Regions from separate parts of the Homo sapiens genome. Here regions 1, 2 and 4 are each linked to region 3. The links are chromatin contacts, found by Hi-C in ENCODE. All regions are on one chromosome and are shown on one strand. The core of a region is the stretch at or near the end of the contact, and the rest is flanking DNA. Distances in the headings are between cores, read along the strand shown. Region 1 overlaps TGFB2 (transforming growth factor beta 2). Region 2 has its middle 47 kb from the start of ZC3H11B. Region 3 has its middle 110 kb from the start of LYPLAL1-DT. Region 4 holds the start of RRP15 (ribosomal RNA processing 15 homolog).

Region 1 (3,979 bases), core at 165-2,664, 690 kb after region 3:
GTGCACTCACAATGCATATTGTTTCCTCAGGTCCCTTCTGTATAAGAAAAAAAAAACAGGCCGGGTGTGGTGTAGCACCCCTGTGATCCCAGCGCTCTAGGAGGTTGAGGCGGAAGGATCCTTTGGGGCCAGGAGTTCCAGGCTGCAGTGAGCTATGGTCCCTGCACCCCAGACTGGGTGGCAGAGTGAGACTCTGTCTCAACAGCAAAATGAACAGGCTGGGCACGGTGGCTCACATCTATAATCCCAGCACTTTGGGAGGCCGAGGGGGGAGGAGCACTTGAGGTCAGAAGTTCGAGACTAGCCTGGCCAACATGGTGAAACCTCGTCTCTACTAAAAATACCCAAAAAATGGCCGGGTGCAGTAGCTCACGCCTGTAATCCCAGCACTTTGGGAGGCCGAGGCGGGCGGATCACCTGAGGTCAGGACTTCGAAACCAGCCTGGCCAACATGGCGAAACCCCGTCTCTACTAAAAATGCAAAAATTACCTGGGCGCAGTGGCGGGCGCCTGTAATCCCAACTACTCGAGAGGCTGAGGCAGGAGAATCACATGAACCCGGGAGGCGGAGGTTGCAGTGAGCTAAGATCGCACCATTGCACTCATAGAGTGCCTGGTGCGACAGAGCAAGACTCCATCTTAAATAAATAAATAAATAAATAAATAAATAAATAAATAAATCCAAAATTAGCCAGGCATAGTGACAGGGGCCTGTAATCCCAGCTACTCAGGAGACTAAGGCAGGAGAATTGCTTGAACCCGGGAGGCGGCGGTTGCAGTGAGCCAAGATGGCACCACTGCACTCCAGCCTGGGAAACAGAGCAAGGCTCTGTATCAAAAACAAACAAACAAACAAACAAACAAACAAACACACTATAATATATGTAATGAATTAAAACGAAGGAGGTGGTGGCAAATGGGAAGCCTCATCTCAGGATTCAATTTAAGGAAGACACAGGAAGATGGATGCTGGGGTTATATTAGTAAGAAAGAAGAAAAGACTTTTTTCTCAGTAAGGTCTTCTGGGACCTCAGACTGCATCCTTTGGAAGCATCTGTCCTGCTTCTGCATGAAACTGGGCAGAGTTTCTCCCCAGCCACAGCTACCCAGGGTATAGGCCACGACTGGACTTCCCAGGGGTCGGGGGTGGGGCAAGACGGCACAACATAGGGGCAGGCGACCAGCAGAAGAGTAGGATTTCTGATTTTTGTGCTGAGGAAGCATAAGTATCTCCCAATGTAAAATACATTAGGGGGAGGAGGACTACATTGAATGAATCATAGTGCTGATTTGGGGGTGGAGCTGGTGGGGAGGGATGCCCTTGTGGTTAACCACATTTTACTGGGGTTTTTATTGATTGCAGTTGTATTGAAAGAGACATGACTCACACATACCATATTCAAAGCCACGTAAAGCACTGGGTTCCAATGGAATTTCAGTGTCTGAGAATGTCATGAACTATACTACAAAATGTGAAAAGTTATGCTATCAACATAGATATCTATGTTTTGCTTCTGTCCTGTACCAGCTAAAGAGGAGGCTGATTTTTCTATTTCCCTTTCACTTTAAGGCTGTGGCTAAGCACTTAAGAAATACACGTTGTTCTAGGCATGGTAGGGACTGCTTCTCCTAAAAGTTGGTTTCAGCTGGGCACAGTGGCTCACGCCTGTAATCCCAGCACTTTAGGAGGATCCCTTGAGCCCAGGAGTCTGAGACCAGCCCGGGCAACAAAGTGAGACCTCATCTCTATAAAAATTTTTTTTTTTAAATTAGCCAGGTGTGGTGGCATCATCTGTAGTCCCAGCTAACCTCCTAGGCTGAGGTGGGAGAGTCACTTGAGCCCAGGAGGTCAAGGCTGCAGTGAGCTATCATTACACCACTGCACTCCAGCCTGGGCAACAGAGCAAGACCGTGTCTCAAAACAAACAAAGCTGGTTTCATTAACCAACCATCTTCCTATGTGTTTGGATTGAACTTTGCTTGTAAATGTCATTCAGCAGTTTTTTAATTTTTCTGCTTTGTGCAGGGTAGTGTGTACAAATGGGTCTCCACAAATAGGCTATAAGCTACTTGAGGGCAGGGATAATATAGTAATAACAATAAAAAGAATAAGCATAACAGCAAAAGCAATGTTACTAGCTACTGGGAGCACATCAGCTGTCAGGTACACATCTGGATTCATCCCACTTAGGTGGGGGATAAGAAACTGAGGCTTAAAGAGGGAACTTGCCCGGTGCTATGGAACTGGAAACAGTAAGGCCTCCACTTAAACCTAGGTTGTATGGTCCTAGTACTCTCTGAGCTGTTGGTGATGCCTCTTCCAAGAGGGACTCATCCCTACCTATCTCATTTTTTATTCATCTGCATAATTCAGGCACCAAATTCTTAAGGCAGTATATGCTTGGTGAATTATAACTGAATTAAATAGAATAAAACAAAATTTTGTAGGTCATGGTTTTCAGGAACCATCCAGGCAGAGCTTAAAGTGAAATGACAAGGAATTGAGGTGGCTGATGTTCCGCCTGGTTGTAGAAATCATTACTAACACACATTGTCCTTTCATGCAAGGTCTGAGCTTCCAGCCCTCCTAACAAGATAAAGAATGTCATTCTGCCTTATTCACTTCTAACAATATTTTAAATTCTATTGTGTAAGAACACTTAACGGGAGATGTACGCACTTACCACATTTTTAAGTGTGCAATCTATTATTGTTGACTGTGGGTACGACGTTGTGCAGCAGCTCTCTAGATCTTATTCATCTTGCTCAACTGAAACTTTAGGCCCATTTATTAGTAACTCCTCATTTCCCCTTCGCTACAGCCCCTGGCAACCACCAATCCTCCCTTTGATTCTATACATTCAACTTATGAATATAAATTATAGATATCCCATATTTTTTCTTCAACTTCTTAAGTTCAGGGGTACATATGCAGGATGTGAAGGTTTGTTACATAGGTAAACGTGCCATGGTGGTTTGTTGCACAGATCATCCCATCACCTAGGTATTAAGGCCAGCATCCATTAGCTATTCCTCCTGATGCTCTCCCTCCTCCCTCAATATCCCGTATTTTAAAATACTATCTCCAATATTATCTTCCTCTCACAGAAATTGGTACCACTTTTCTTCTTTTCTAGACTGAAAAAAAAGCACTCGCTGTTCTCAATGTATGCTGACATGAGATTTAAAATATGGGCTAGAATTTCTAGTTTTTCTATGGTTTTCAGAATAAGAAAGCAAAAATGCTAAAGTCTTCAATGATCACCTTAAAATGATTGATTGAATGAATGACAATTTACTCAGCCTCTACCATGTGAAAAACATTTTTCTGTGTTAGATAATTTCTTCTTTTGAAGAACCATTAAGAAATAATGTTGGGTTTTTTTTTTTTAATTAACTCTCATTTTAGGAAAAAAAAAAAAGTTCAGAAAGGGTAACTGACTTTCTCGATGTTACACAGTCAGGATTTTACCCAGGTCCCCTGTATGCAAATCCTATATTTTCTTGCTACTCAATTGTAAGACTAATTGTCACACTCAAGAGTTATTGTTGGCTCATGTGTGAGTCACTTTCTTGGCTTATCAACAGCAGGTTGGGATAAAAAAAACCAAAGGTTGACATCTTCACAAAGTTTAAAGGAAGGGACCACCGTCTGTTATACAAAGCAAAAGAAACATAGAGGCCCATTATATGAACTCGTCTGTCTAGACAGATGACTAAACAGGGGTCCCTCCAGGGTTAGACTTGAATTTCCTCCGTTCAGCCTGTTGGATATTTAGCAATAAAAAAAAATCTTTTTTTGAACTGTTTAAAGGCTGTAGTACTAATCCAACCCCTCCTACACTGCCCAGAGAGTAGTTTAAAAGTATTTCAGTGAAGCCTGCATGTGTTAAAGTTTCAAGCAGAAATCAGATTGAGACAAAAAGAGCCCTAAAAATACTTGTGCTGTCTGGCTACAGACCCAAGAACACAAGCCTAA
Region 2 (3,846 bases), core at 339-2,838, 590 kb before region 3:
AGACATTCAAGGGTCACCTTTGTTTTTTCTTTCTTTTTAAAATTGTCATTCTTCAGACATTCTATAGATGCTGTTTATTTATCATGCTATTAGCAGAAACTATGCTGCTCTAAAAAGTTACATAATCAAACCAAATCCTTATCCAATTTCACTGCAGTGGGACTCTGCCCACTGTGTGCTGCTCCATTATTATTGTATCAGCTTTTTAGCAATAATTGACGTCTATCTGATATAAAAATTGATACTTGGCAGAGGAAAAGAAAACCTGTTCTTTTGTGCTTAGGGCAAGTGGATGGTAACTTGCTTAAAACCCGTTTGGGAGTCAAATTGGAATATCTCTCAGCAACATTTCCCCACTTAGGTACAGTAACCGGAAGGTAGCATCCAAAAAATGTAAACCATTGTTGGGCTTCTGGATGTCTCTGAGAGAGCCTGTGTTTAGATTAATGGACGGTCGACTGAATAGGGGGTCATGATGAGTGGCCAGACTCTTTGCAACACAGTAGGCCTATTGTACATCTAACAGCGACTCAATTCAAAGCGATTCATGGCTTGGATGCTTCTGTAAATATACATTAGCCTTTAAGCAAACCAGGAATTATACCAGCTTTTATTTTTTTCTTTAAGAGAAGAAAATAAGAGAAAAAAGAATGAAACAAACACCAGAGAACTTTCTTTTGCAACAATGCCTTCTTTTCCTTTTGACATTGTTTTTTAAAGTTGCGGCAGTCCTGGGTGAATGAATATGGGTTTTTATCCCTTGAAACAGAGGCCTGCTGTCTGATGCAGGCTTCTTTTTCCTGCTTGATTGGCAGGACTTTCTGTCTCACTCCCATTAGAGAAGAAATACTGTTTAGATTTCGACACAAGATATTGCCAGTGGAATAAATAGTGCCATTTTCATGATAAAGTGGATGTTTAAGATTAAGGGTTTATTTAAGCCCACTGGTGAGCGACATTCCACTTGAATTAGGAGACACTCCTACAGGAAACAAATTTTATCAACCTAATTTTGTATTTTCCAAGCTTTTCCTGAGCAGCAGACAGAAGCAAAGATGTCGCCATAACCTTCTGTAGATGTCGCCATAACCTTCTGTTGATAGCGGAAAGCAACACCCAGGAGTAAGCGCTTGCAAGGTTAAGACAAAGAGCTCCCATGTACACGGCAGAGGGCGCTCGAGGACTGGCTGCGAGGAGTAGTTGGAACCGACTTCCCCGCTTCTTTCCTTCTCTTTTAAATGTAGGACAGGAAAAATAAAAGGATCATCAGCCAGAAAACAAAGGGCGCCAGAGAGCCAAATGTATGCAGCTGAAGAACTTGAAAAAAATTCTGGGGACTCAAGAGAGGAACCCATATTCTCATTCTCGTTGTCAGTCATTTTGCAGCTGTCCTGGCCTAGTATCACCTTCTCTTCTCCAGCCACATCCCCCACTTCACACTCCCTCAATTTGGCCCTCCGAGATTTGGTCCCGTTGGCCAGAGCCATAGGCTGCCTTTAGGAAAACCCCTGGCTCGCATGACGTCACCACGCTCATAGGGAGCGAAACTTCCCAAGCACCCCCACGGATGGTGCTAACAAAAGTTAAGCAGCGCCCCACCTCCTGTGTGCAACAGGGGTATCCTCCTCACCCCCTTTTTTTGTAAGGGAGGTGAGGTGGGAGGAGCTGACGTCGGGACACCTGGTTCTCAGCCCAGCGCTGCCCCCAGGGGCCTCCCTTAGTCTTTGTATTCCTGTTCTTCATTTGTAAAATGAGGGAATTGGGCTAAATGGTCTCTAAGCGCTCAGGTTATGCCGTTTGTAAAATTATAAGTGAGAGGTTGAGTCACCCCAAAGCAAGATTTTTAGTGCAAAATTTTGAGGGAATTGAGGCAAAGTGTTTTTTTCCTCTCTTCTTCCTGGAGTGTGAATTACCTGATTAAAAGTCTTGACTATTTCACTTCTATCTCTGTGGTGTATCGATCAAAAAGTTTATTGAACTTTTACCCTATGATCAAAATGGAGACGAGCAGATTAGATTATACCTTAATTAGCAGTTTTCTTTTTGCTAATGGTTTATTTATGAGTTCACAGCAATTTCTTAATATTAAGTTAAAAATATTGCCTGATAAACTGACAGATTACACTTGCATTTTCTCTTTTGTTCTCAGAATAAACGTTAAATATTCTTTTTTGGGGGGGATGTTCTAATTTAATTGGCCCTAATGAGAGCCAGATTGCTCATTAGAATAAAAAGGAAAATGACAATCTGTGTCACGTTTATCATCCTCAGTGATGGGCAAGGTTGTACTAAGGTTTGGAATAAGTAGACAGATGTAGAGACTAAGAGGGGCTCTGATAAACAGAGATATTGAATGTAGATAATAAGCCAATCTTAAAATTAAGCATGTGTTTACATTGTGTTCAAAGACTATGACGCCATTGGGAGACAGAATGTGGGGAGAGTTTAGCAACAGCCCTCTCAGCTGGTGACTTCAGGACAGAAACTTCTCAGTTCTCAGCAGGGGCTCCCTAAACAGCAGGCATAAGTGGATAAGTCAGTTTTGTCAAATATAGGAAAGTATATCATGTTTCAGAAGAAGACCAAAACATTATTTCAATATGAGTAAGAGTTTTCTCTTTTACCTAATAAGTGAAATGCTCACCAGTTTTATTCTGGAATGTCAGTGTGGCCCATTTTCCCTTAAATATTTGTGCCAGCAATTTCATAGTTTCCTTGGGGGCATATTTTAAAATCTATTTATCTCCACAGTGTCTACTTTGCATGGGGCTTTTGCAATAAGAGGTGCTCAAAGGCAGTTGTTGAACTGAATGTTCATATTAATTTTTTCCTCTTTAATGCAACAGAACAGCTACAGAAACAAACAAACCAAAAAAAAAAAAAAAAAAGAAAAGAAAAAAGAAATAGCCCTGCATGAAGTCACAATTTGGCTCATGCTAGGTGCTGAGTCCATTTCCAGCTCTAATGACTGGATACTCACCACCAGCTTTATCTAGGCTGCTGGGAATGAGCTGCACCAGTTGGAAGACACACTACTTATTGTTCAGATCGTTAAGCATGAATGTGCTAAGCATCAAAACTCAGATTTAGTGCAAGCTTAAAGTGGCCATTTCTTAGATCCAGCATTCTGAGTTTCAAAAAAAGAATGTTTTTGTATGTTAATACTAATGCCACTTTCTATTTGAGTCACTTCTGAAAAACAGTTCTGTGCTAGGGCAGTGCAATATATAGTTCTGTGACATTACTTAGTGAGAACCAGCAGCAGTGTGGCAAAGTGCTTAGTTGAATCAGAGCCATACAGAATCATATTTATGCTTACATAGGCGTTGTTGCATTTGGGAGAACGTGTTCACGGGAAAGGGTGGTGATGATGGTGGTGGTGGAATAGTATGTGATGTGGTTAGAAACCCTGTTTTTCCATTCATTGTTTAATCTTTGATTCTTCATCTATAAAATGAGACCTCTTGCCATTGAGTTGTTTGAAGGCTGAGAAAAATATATGTAGAGTCCGTAAACATATTCAAAAGTAGGCATTCAAAAATAAGCTATTTTTGTTATTTAGGTTCTAAAAAGCTCTTTTCTTCCCAACTATATTTCCAAAGAGCTGTCAAATAATGTACTTAGTTTTTGATTAAGACTGATGCTTTCCAGAATTACTGGGACAGAAACACTAACTACTCATTAAAATAATCCTTTGTGCCTTCAAGGGTTCAGTTCTTTTCTTCTTTCTCTATTTTCATTCTACTTCTCTCCTCAGAACAGTTTCTAAATTCTGCTTCCATCACATCTATTTGATAATAATCTAATATGCTACTCTTCCTGAGAATATTTCATTATTAGTAGGGA
Region 3 (4,138 bases), core at 407-2,906:
CCTAGCCAAGAGGGTAAAACCCCGTCTCTACTAAAACTACAAAAATTAGCCAGGCGTGGTGGCAGGCATCTATAATCCCAGCTACTCGGGAGGCTGAGGCAAAAGAATCGCTTAAACCCAGGCAGCAGAAGTTGTAGTGAGCCGAAATCACGCCACTGTACTCTGGCCTGGGTAACAGAGTGAAATTCTGTGTCAAAAAAGAGAGAAAGAAAGAAAGAAAGAGAGAAAGAGAGAAAGAGAGAGAGAAAGGAAATGGGGAAATTGACATTTGTTGATTATTTCTTAGGTGCCTGGGGTCTGCCCATCCTGTAAAAGTGGCACTGACGCTACACAATCTAGTTTAATCTGTATCCCTGTATTATCAAATCAAATCATTCCTCAATCCACTAATAAGATAATCAAGCTGGTAGTTAGCTTTGTGCAAATAATATACCTTCTGCTTTACTAAATCATAGAGTTTTTAGATGAAATACATTCTGAGGAGATAGATGTGTTCATAATAGGTAGTCAAAAATAGGGTATGTTTTAAAAGGTAAAATGCTACTTTAAATACATAGGATTATTGAGAAAATTCAAAGAGATACTGTGTCCACTCAAAGCTTTTTTTAAAAAGAGAGATAATAATAAGACTATATTGATTTTATAAAATGGATGACTAAAGAGTAAAAATGAAGATTCTATAGTATTGACTCGACACAGCAGAGGAATCAAGATGGTCTCCCTGAACTCCTTTTATCTGATAATGTTCCATAGCACTTACCCCAAATCACCAAATTTTTAGCCAGTTTTTAAAAAACGAACTTTGACACTTGGCAAATTCATGAGGAAGACATGTATCCAGGTTTTATGGCCCAGCTCAACATTGGACTGTCTTGGGCCTAGCACTCTTTCGGCTCTTTAATTCTCTGAATAATGTCCGCCTATACAGCTGAGAGAAATTTGTCATCTTCTCAGTTGTTATAAGTCATCACTTTCATGCCCTACCTACAGCACATGTGAATTGTGGGGGCTTAAGGGAAAGTGCGCTTGTGCATGTCAAATTGCCTACAAGAATGGACATGGGGGTTGGAGGCAAGCCCTTTCCCACCTCTCCAAAGAGCAGCAGAGATGAGATTCCTATAGTTATTTATTGAACTTGGATTTTCAATCATTGCTGAGGTATAATCATGCCTTCTCTTGTTTTGTTTTTTTTCTTTTACAATTACAGTACTTCATTATTGCCACAGGGGGAACTGTTGGCTTAATTTTGCTTTGGAGACACTGCTGCTGAAATTATTAAGCTAATGATTTATGCCCTGTGTGATACAGCAATCTCTTGTGCTTAAAATGGTTACTATGTTTTGTTTACTGTTTATAACTACCAGTGGTTGTGCCACAAGAAACCTCTGCCAGCTTGCAGAGTTTATTTATCCCTGTGGATCTTTAGAAACCACTGATTAATATAGAAAAAATTTGAATGGTTTATATTAAAAAAATCCCATAAGCTATGAATTAAACCACTGTGCTCTGCTATATAGGAAGAAAAGTTAAGTGAGAATGAACAATGGATGTCAAAACCTACTGACTCTCATATTTGCTTCTGATTTTATCAAAGTGGAAAATATGAGTACTTTTCAGGAATACAGTGCTGTGACTCCATCAGTTTTGGGCAATGAGATCACCAGTATTTCCCCTTGGGTGCTGCACATTTTACCATATTAAGGAACCAATTTGCTTAGAGAAATGTTGCACATGTTTAAAGGCTGTTAAGTTTGATGGCTGGCAGAACTCTCCCATTTAGCCCTGAGGCTGGGCCTTCGTGAATGAAGGCTTTACAACTGGCCTGCATTTTTTGTTCTGAGGGCTTTTTGTAACCAAAAGCTTACACGGGGCAATCATAGGGCAGGGAGGGACATGGTTTGCAAGTGTTGATTTGTTTAAAATGGCAAAATGGTTCTTATACAATGTTTAAGTCTTGACACTGCTCTTTCACCAAGAGAAGCAAAGAAAATATCACTGTTGTTTTGGGCAGCTTTAGCCCAATTCCACACCTTCAGTCTTAAGCATCACTTGCTTACACTTCAAGTATACCTTCCTGCTGGTTTCTTAACCTCATCAGTTCTTTTGGCTTGGTTTTGACTTCAAACTAGTTCTCCACCTCTCTCTTTTGGACAGCTCCACATTTCTGTTCCTCCTCTGATCAGCCAGTTCTGATTATTCCCAGGGCACCTTTTCTCTATGGTCTCAAGTGATTCAGTCAAACAAAGAGTACCCTTCCCTGAGCAGACCTTGGCCATCACACACAACCAGCCATCCCAAGTACAAGACAATGCTGACATTTTTGCAACAAAGCTGAATGTAACGCTAAAACTTTTCTCAGTCAGGGATCTGTAAATGTGATGAATGTAGACAACTCTGCCTAAAAGACAGAACTTGAGCAATTCAGTTTCTAAGCAGGAAAGTGAGGGACAGACCTTAATTATGGGAACAAAACTGTCCTTATGTTTTAATTTCATAATTTGAGCATCTGTATATAGCTTTAGCCACAGATATTCCCTTTATATCAGACTTCCTGTACTAAAGTGCTGTCAGACATTTAAGAGGAAGATATGGGTAGATGGTTAAAACACCAAAGAATAATAACATCTGTTTTATTTCTCCTCAGAACCCATTAATTTTCTTCACAAAGATGCACACTTTGGACATAAAGAATATTTATGATATTACAGTGTGTGGGAGTATGGAAAACATATTAGCCAAGTGGCAACTTTAATTAAGTATACCTGCCTAATTTCATAGGGGTTTTCATTCAGTATGTGTTTTCATCTAGAGCCTTAGAACACTTCCCTCTTGTGTTAGAAAAATGAAATTAAAGAAACAGAAACTCTGATGTAATTTAATTTAAATTACATCAGAATTACACTAAATGTTTTTTGATGAATTCTGTTTAAATTTTAACACAAATTTAGAAACTAAAACCTATACAGCTTAAGTGTCTTGCAGATTATTTTTAAAAACTCAAAAAATGTAATTTAATTACAGATCTTTAAGTCACAAAATCTAAAACCAGTGTGGTATATGATTTGAAATTTCATACTAACCACAAAACAGATTAAAATATAATGCTTAATAAACATGGCAGGCAAAATATCTATGATATGTAAAATTTTATAATATGAAAAATTCTAAGCTATAGTAGATAGATACGGAGATTAGACTTCTTAGTGTTAACCAACTGAATAATTTTCAAGTATTTCCAGTGAAAAATATTGAAAAAAACTGGAAAACCAAACGCTTTTTCAGGGAAACCGGAGACCAAGAGTTAAATATATCAACAAAAACAATTGATATTATATTTTTAAACATTATGTGTGATGGTACATTTTCTGTCCACAAAATTGTAATATTGGGAATCATTTTGTGAAATTACCCTATACATAACCATATTAGGAATCTATTTGTACCCTAGCAGCCCCTCTTGTTTTTTGAAGGCTACATTCTGAGGGTTGAAGGGAGATTGTGCAGTCAAAAGTTATCAGAAACACCTCAAGATTTTAACTCAACTCCAGAACACACATAAGACTTCCTTTACAAGAAGAGTATTAAAAGTACTGCACTTACTTGGTTATTTTGGGGGATTTTAAAGTAAATAGTACATGACAGAGTAGTGATCCTACTCTAATTTGTTCATGTAACTAGCTTTTATTGAAGTATAATATGTATACAAAGAATGTACCAACCTTAAAGGAGTAACATTTGGTTAATTTTGACAAATTAAGTTGTGTAACCACCACCACAATCATGACATAAAACGTTTCCATCAATCCAAATTTTCCTTCATGACCCTTGCAGTCAATCTTTACACCCTCAATCCTTTTTCAGCAAACACTGATCTCCTCCTTTGACTCTAGTTCTGTCAGAATTTCATATAAATGGAGGTGTATAGGTCATGTAATATTTCACTAGGCAGTCTTGGTACTGGGTTCCTTTCATTTATCATAATGCTTTTGAGATTCATGTATCGAAAGTTTATCTTCTTTTAAACTTCTTTTTTTAAATTCTTGAGCCTATTATATGATTATAAAAAAATGAGTTTATCCATTCACCATATGATGGACATTTTGTTTGTTTCTAGTTGGACCTATATTAAGAATAAAGC
Region 4 (3,826 bases), core at 822-3,321, 780 kb after region 3:
ATCAGCATTTATAATAATACGCTGAAAAGTCAGAACAGTTCCAACTTGGAATTATCCAGTATTTGAATAGAAAAATCCAATTTGGCCAGGTGTGCTGGCTCACACCTGTAATCTCAGCACTTTGGGAGGCCGAGACGGGTGGATCACTTGAACCTAGGAGTTCGAGACATGCCTGGGCAACATGGCAAAATCCCATCTCTACCAAAAAAAAAAAAAAAAAAGAAAAAAAAAATTAGCCAGGTACAGTGGTATGCGCCTGTAGTCCTAGCTACCTGGGGAAGCTGAAGCAAGAGGATCGCTTTGGGGGGCGGTGGGGGAGGAGGTCAAGGTTGCAGTGAGCCCTGTTTGTGCCACTGCACTCTAGCCTGGGTGGCAAAGCAAGACCCTGTCTCAAAAAGAAAAAGAAAAATCCAATTTGTAAGCAGTACTGACATTTTGCTCCAAATATAGCAAATATAGTACTCTTCCCTTCTTGAACAATAGTGTTTGAACTAGTCTAATGAATTTAAAAAATATCAGAACCAGAAGTTCTAATTTTGGCCCAACAAATAGTTTGTTTTCCTTAACAATGTGGCAGGAGATGAAGACTCTAATTACCTAGGAATTGCAGTAGCATATGACACTTTCTTCTTGGTCCTGGAAGTCCAGGTTAATTCATTCATTTACTTAAATATCTGTGAAGGACCCACAAGGCAATAGGAACTGGGGATACAGTAGGCTCTATTTTTATGGAACTTATATTCCAATTGGGAAAGCAGCAAATACATACATCAAATGGTTTGGGCAGGGTTGAGAAAAAATAAAGCAGGGCAATAAGTCAAAAAGTGAAGAAAAGAAGGCAGGAAGAAGAGTAGTGGTGGTACGTTACATAGGGTAGTCAGGGACAAGTCTCTCTGGTAAGGCACTGGATCAGAGGCTGGTGAGGGAGAGACATGCCAAGCATTTGAAAACTATTCTAGGCAGCGGAGCCAACAAATGAAGAAACCATGGTGTGGGAGCATGTTTAAGGTGTTAAACACAAGCATACCGGTATGGCATGATTACAGTTAGTGGTTTGTGAGGGGCATATTGGCCTATGACAGACAACCTGGCCCAAATCATACAGCCTAAGGATTTTGGATATTATATACTGAGATGAGAAGCCACTGGATCATCTCAAACAGACAGCGGGCATAATTAGAAATACGTTATAAAAGAATAGCTCTGTCTGTTTTTTGGGTATCAGCTGGTACAAAGGAGCAATAACTGGGCAGTAGGAAGTCAGGGATTACCTGCAATTCCTTGTAACCTAATAAGCTGGTGCCAAGAATGATGGTAAAGAGGAGCAACAGACACAGCATGGTTGAAAGCCTCAAAAACACATCCTTCCTTCCTTTTATTATCAAGCGTCTCTGAGAGACATAGTTATCAAACACTACCAGTTTTTAATCGACCTTAACCACCAAACTCTTCTTTCATTCACTATTATTTAGTCTCTAAAACACGCACACATCTACCGCACAAAAAGTCAAGTACACCCCCTTCTTCCTCTTACCTCTTTTAACCTTTTGCTTCTTACACCCTATGAGACCCATTCTTCTCCTGTTTTCAAGTACCCTCTTCCTTTCACCCTTTGCTACTGTAAGTTTCTCGGTAGCTGCAGGTGTTTCACCCATTTTATTATAATTAATAATGGTGACCCTGAAAATACCTAGTAAAAGAATGTGGAAACTCAAAATTACAGTTGACAGCGTTACTTCTCTGAACACGACTTCCCCAAGCCTCCTCACTAAGCCAAAGTCGCCCCTCTGAAGTGGTGCCAAGATAAAACCCAGGTGGCTAGCAGCAAATGAAGTCGCAAGCGCTGCTTGACACGAACTCAGCCCCGCCTTTCCTCCCAGACACCAAAGCTCAGCCCTACCACATTACCTTCACTATCAGAAGTGTCTGTGGCCTCGTCTTCCAGCACCGACGCTACGGCTCCAGTTACCATTTTCATCTTCTTCTTTGGGGTCTTTTTCAGGTTTTCTTCCTCACTCACACGTGAGTCCGGAGCGGCGGCTGCCATTTTTCTGCGCCGGAAGCGTCACCTGACAGTTGCGTCCGGTGGCAACCAGAGGAACTTCTGCATTTAGTGCCGGTAACACAAGGTTCCGGGGCGGGGTCGTCTAGCCCAGAGTTCCGGGGCCGGAGCCTCAGAATGTGACTTGGAGAGAGCTCTGAATGGCTCGGTGTGTTTACGCGAAGTCCGTTCCAGGACGAAAATCAGCGGCTGAATGGCCTCAGCCGACTCCTCCGCTAGCTCGCCTGTGCCCTGGTCCTCCGCCCCAGTGCGTCCCCAGCCCGTCCCCAGCCCAGCGCGGTCCACTTTGATTTCCTAGCCTCGGCGGCTTCCCTTGTCTGCTGCCTTAATGTTGGTTTAGTGTCCTCCTCAGGTGTCTCTTACGTGCCCACTGAACGCCGCAGCAGCTAGGACGCGGGACAGATCCACTGGGGGCCGATAATTAGAATACGATCGTATCATCCCCCCGCCCAAGATAACACGCGAGACCTTTCTTGCAAACCGAATAGACTCACCTTCTTTCCCTGGGGCGGGTGTTGAATCCAACCGCACCCTTCTCCCTCGGACCCGGCTGGGGCCTGGAGGGTTTCTGGCGCCCGACTGCGCAGTGCAGACCGAGGGTGCGAATACCTTGCTATCCGCGCGAGGATCCTGCCTCCCACCCGGGGCTAGCTTTTCTCTGAAGTTAGCCTCTGTCACCAGCTCCTAGTTCCATCGAAGCACCTACCACAGTCGGCCTTCATTTTCCCCCCTAAAATGTTGGCTTCTCGCAGGAGGGGAACGTATTTCATTTACCATGTCCCCTCAAGGTTAGCAACAGAAGTTGGCCTGAAGTGAATTTTCCAAAAATATTTTTGGAAGGGATGAATGAATCAATGAATGAGTGACAGAATATAACTATTGACAAAGTTAATGACTCAGATGGATAATGCAGCAAACCTTTACTGGCTAGACTTGTTCTAAAGGCTTTCCCCAAACTTAGCGTTTTCCCTTTCCCCTCTTAAGGAGGTTCATAGATTGTGATACCCATAAGTCAAAAACAAAAACAAGAATCCTCATTTTGACATATTCCAGTAGATGTTTATGTAGGAAATAAATATATATTCACATCCTAAAAACTCAATACAACATTTTTAAACTTGGTTTTTAATTTTTTTGTCTTTTAAGAGAGAGAGGGTCTAGCCGGGTGCGGTGGCTCACACCTGTAATCCCAGCACTTTGGGAGGCTGAGATAAGTGGATCGCTTGAGTCCAGGAGTTTGAGAACAGCCTGGCCAACATGGTGAAACCCCATCTCTACTAAAAATACACAAATTAGCCAAACGCAGTGACGAGTGCCTGTAGTCCCAGTTACTCGGGAGGCTGAAGCAGGAGAATCGCTTGAACCTTGGAGGCGGAGGTTGCAGTGAGCGGAGATCGCGACTCTGCACTCCAGCCTCGGCGACAGAGCGAGACTCTGTCTCAAAAACAAACAAACAAAATCTACCACCACCACCACCAACAACAAAAAATTGTGCAGAAAAAAAATGACATTTTGAATACAGTTGGTAAGAGATGAGATTCCAGTTTAAACCTTTAAAAAGTGCAGGTATTGACCAGGCGTGGTGACTCATGCCTGTATTTCCAGCACCTTGGGAGGCGGAGGCGGGAGGATCTCTTGAGGCCAGGAGTTAAGAGACTAGGCTGGACGACATGGTGAAACCCCGTCTCCACTAAAAATACAAAAATTCGCCAGCCATGGTGGTGAGCACCTGTAGTCCCAGCTACTCAGCTACTCAGGAGGCTG

Evidence for each region. Hi-C counts contacts between places; a loop is a spot of excess contacts on that map. Pooled maps may share reads with other maps.
Region 1: a loop to region 3 is called in a pooled map, with 2.6 times the contacts of the local background. The contact joins two enhancer-like sites. A Hi-C loop is called at or near these places in 6 of 168 maps with a recorded cell type or tissue (HCT116, IMR-90, MCF 10A and 3 more) and 10 of 50 pooled maps.
Region 2: a map of endothelial cell of umbilical vein shows a loop between it and region 3 (12-fold over the local background). The contact joins two enhancer-like sites. A Hi-C loop is called at or near these places in 4 of 168 maps with a recorded cell type or tissue (HCT116, IMR-90, PC-3 and 1 more) and 6 of 50 pooled maps.
Region 4: a loop to region 3 is called in a pooled map, with 2.5 times the contacts of the local background. The contact joins the promoter of RRP15 here to the enhancer-like site in region 3. A Hi-C loop is called at or near these places in 3 of 168 maps with a recorded cell type or tissue (HCT116, MCF 10A and endothelial cell of umbilical vein) and 4 of 50 pooled maps.

The regions. Positions count from the first base shown.
Region 1 is chr1:218,374,851-218,378,829 of GRCh38, reverse strand. The region is part of intron 1 of TGFB2 (transforming growth factor beta 2); the gene reads right to left. Among named protein-coding and RNA genes, the nearest start is that of TGFB2-AS1, 31 kb to the right of the region's middle. Within about 2 kb of position 1,414, at least 5 of the 41 ENCODE cell types and tissues checked have a DNase peak (open chromatin) inside an H3K27ac peak, as active enhancers do; they include PC-3 and Panc1, where a contact is called at or near this core.
Region 2 is chr1:219,658,558-219,662,403 of GRCh38, reverse strand. No RefSeq gene overlaps it. Among named protein-coding and RNA genes, the nearest start is that of ZC3H11B, 47 kb to the right of the region's middle. RefSeq lists enhancers at 1,027-1,076, 1,023-1,317 and a silencer at 1,031-1,230. Within about 2 kb of position 1,588, at least 4 of the 41 ENCODE cell types and tissues checked have a DNase peak (open chromatin) inside an H3K27ac peak, as active enhancers do.
Region 3 is chr1:219,064,334-219,068,471 of GRCh38, reverse strand. No RefSeq gene overlaps it. Among named protein-coding and RNA genes, the nearest start is that of LYPLAL1-DT, 110 kb to the left of the region's middle. RefSeq lists a silencer at 1,859-2,059. Within about 2 kb of position 1,656, at least 5 of the 41 ENCODE cell types and tissues checked have a DNase peak (open chromatin) inside an H3K27ac peak, as active enhancers do; they include PC-3 and Panc1, where a contact is called at or near this core.
Region 4 is chr1:218,283,538-218,287,363 of GRCh38, reverse strand. RRP15 (ribosomal RNA processing 15 homolog) reads right to left here and starts at 2,071. Exons shown (of 5, transcript NM_016052.4): 1 at 1,909-2,071. The coding sequence starts at 2,047. RefSeq lists enhancers at 1,814-2,093, 2,624-2,693.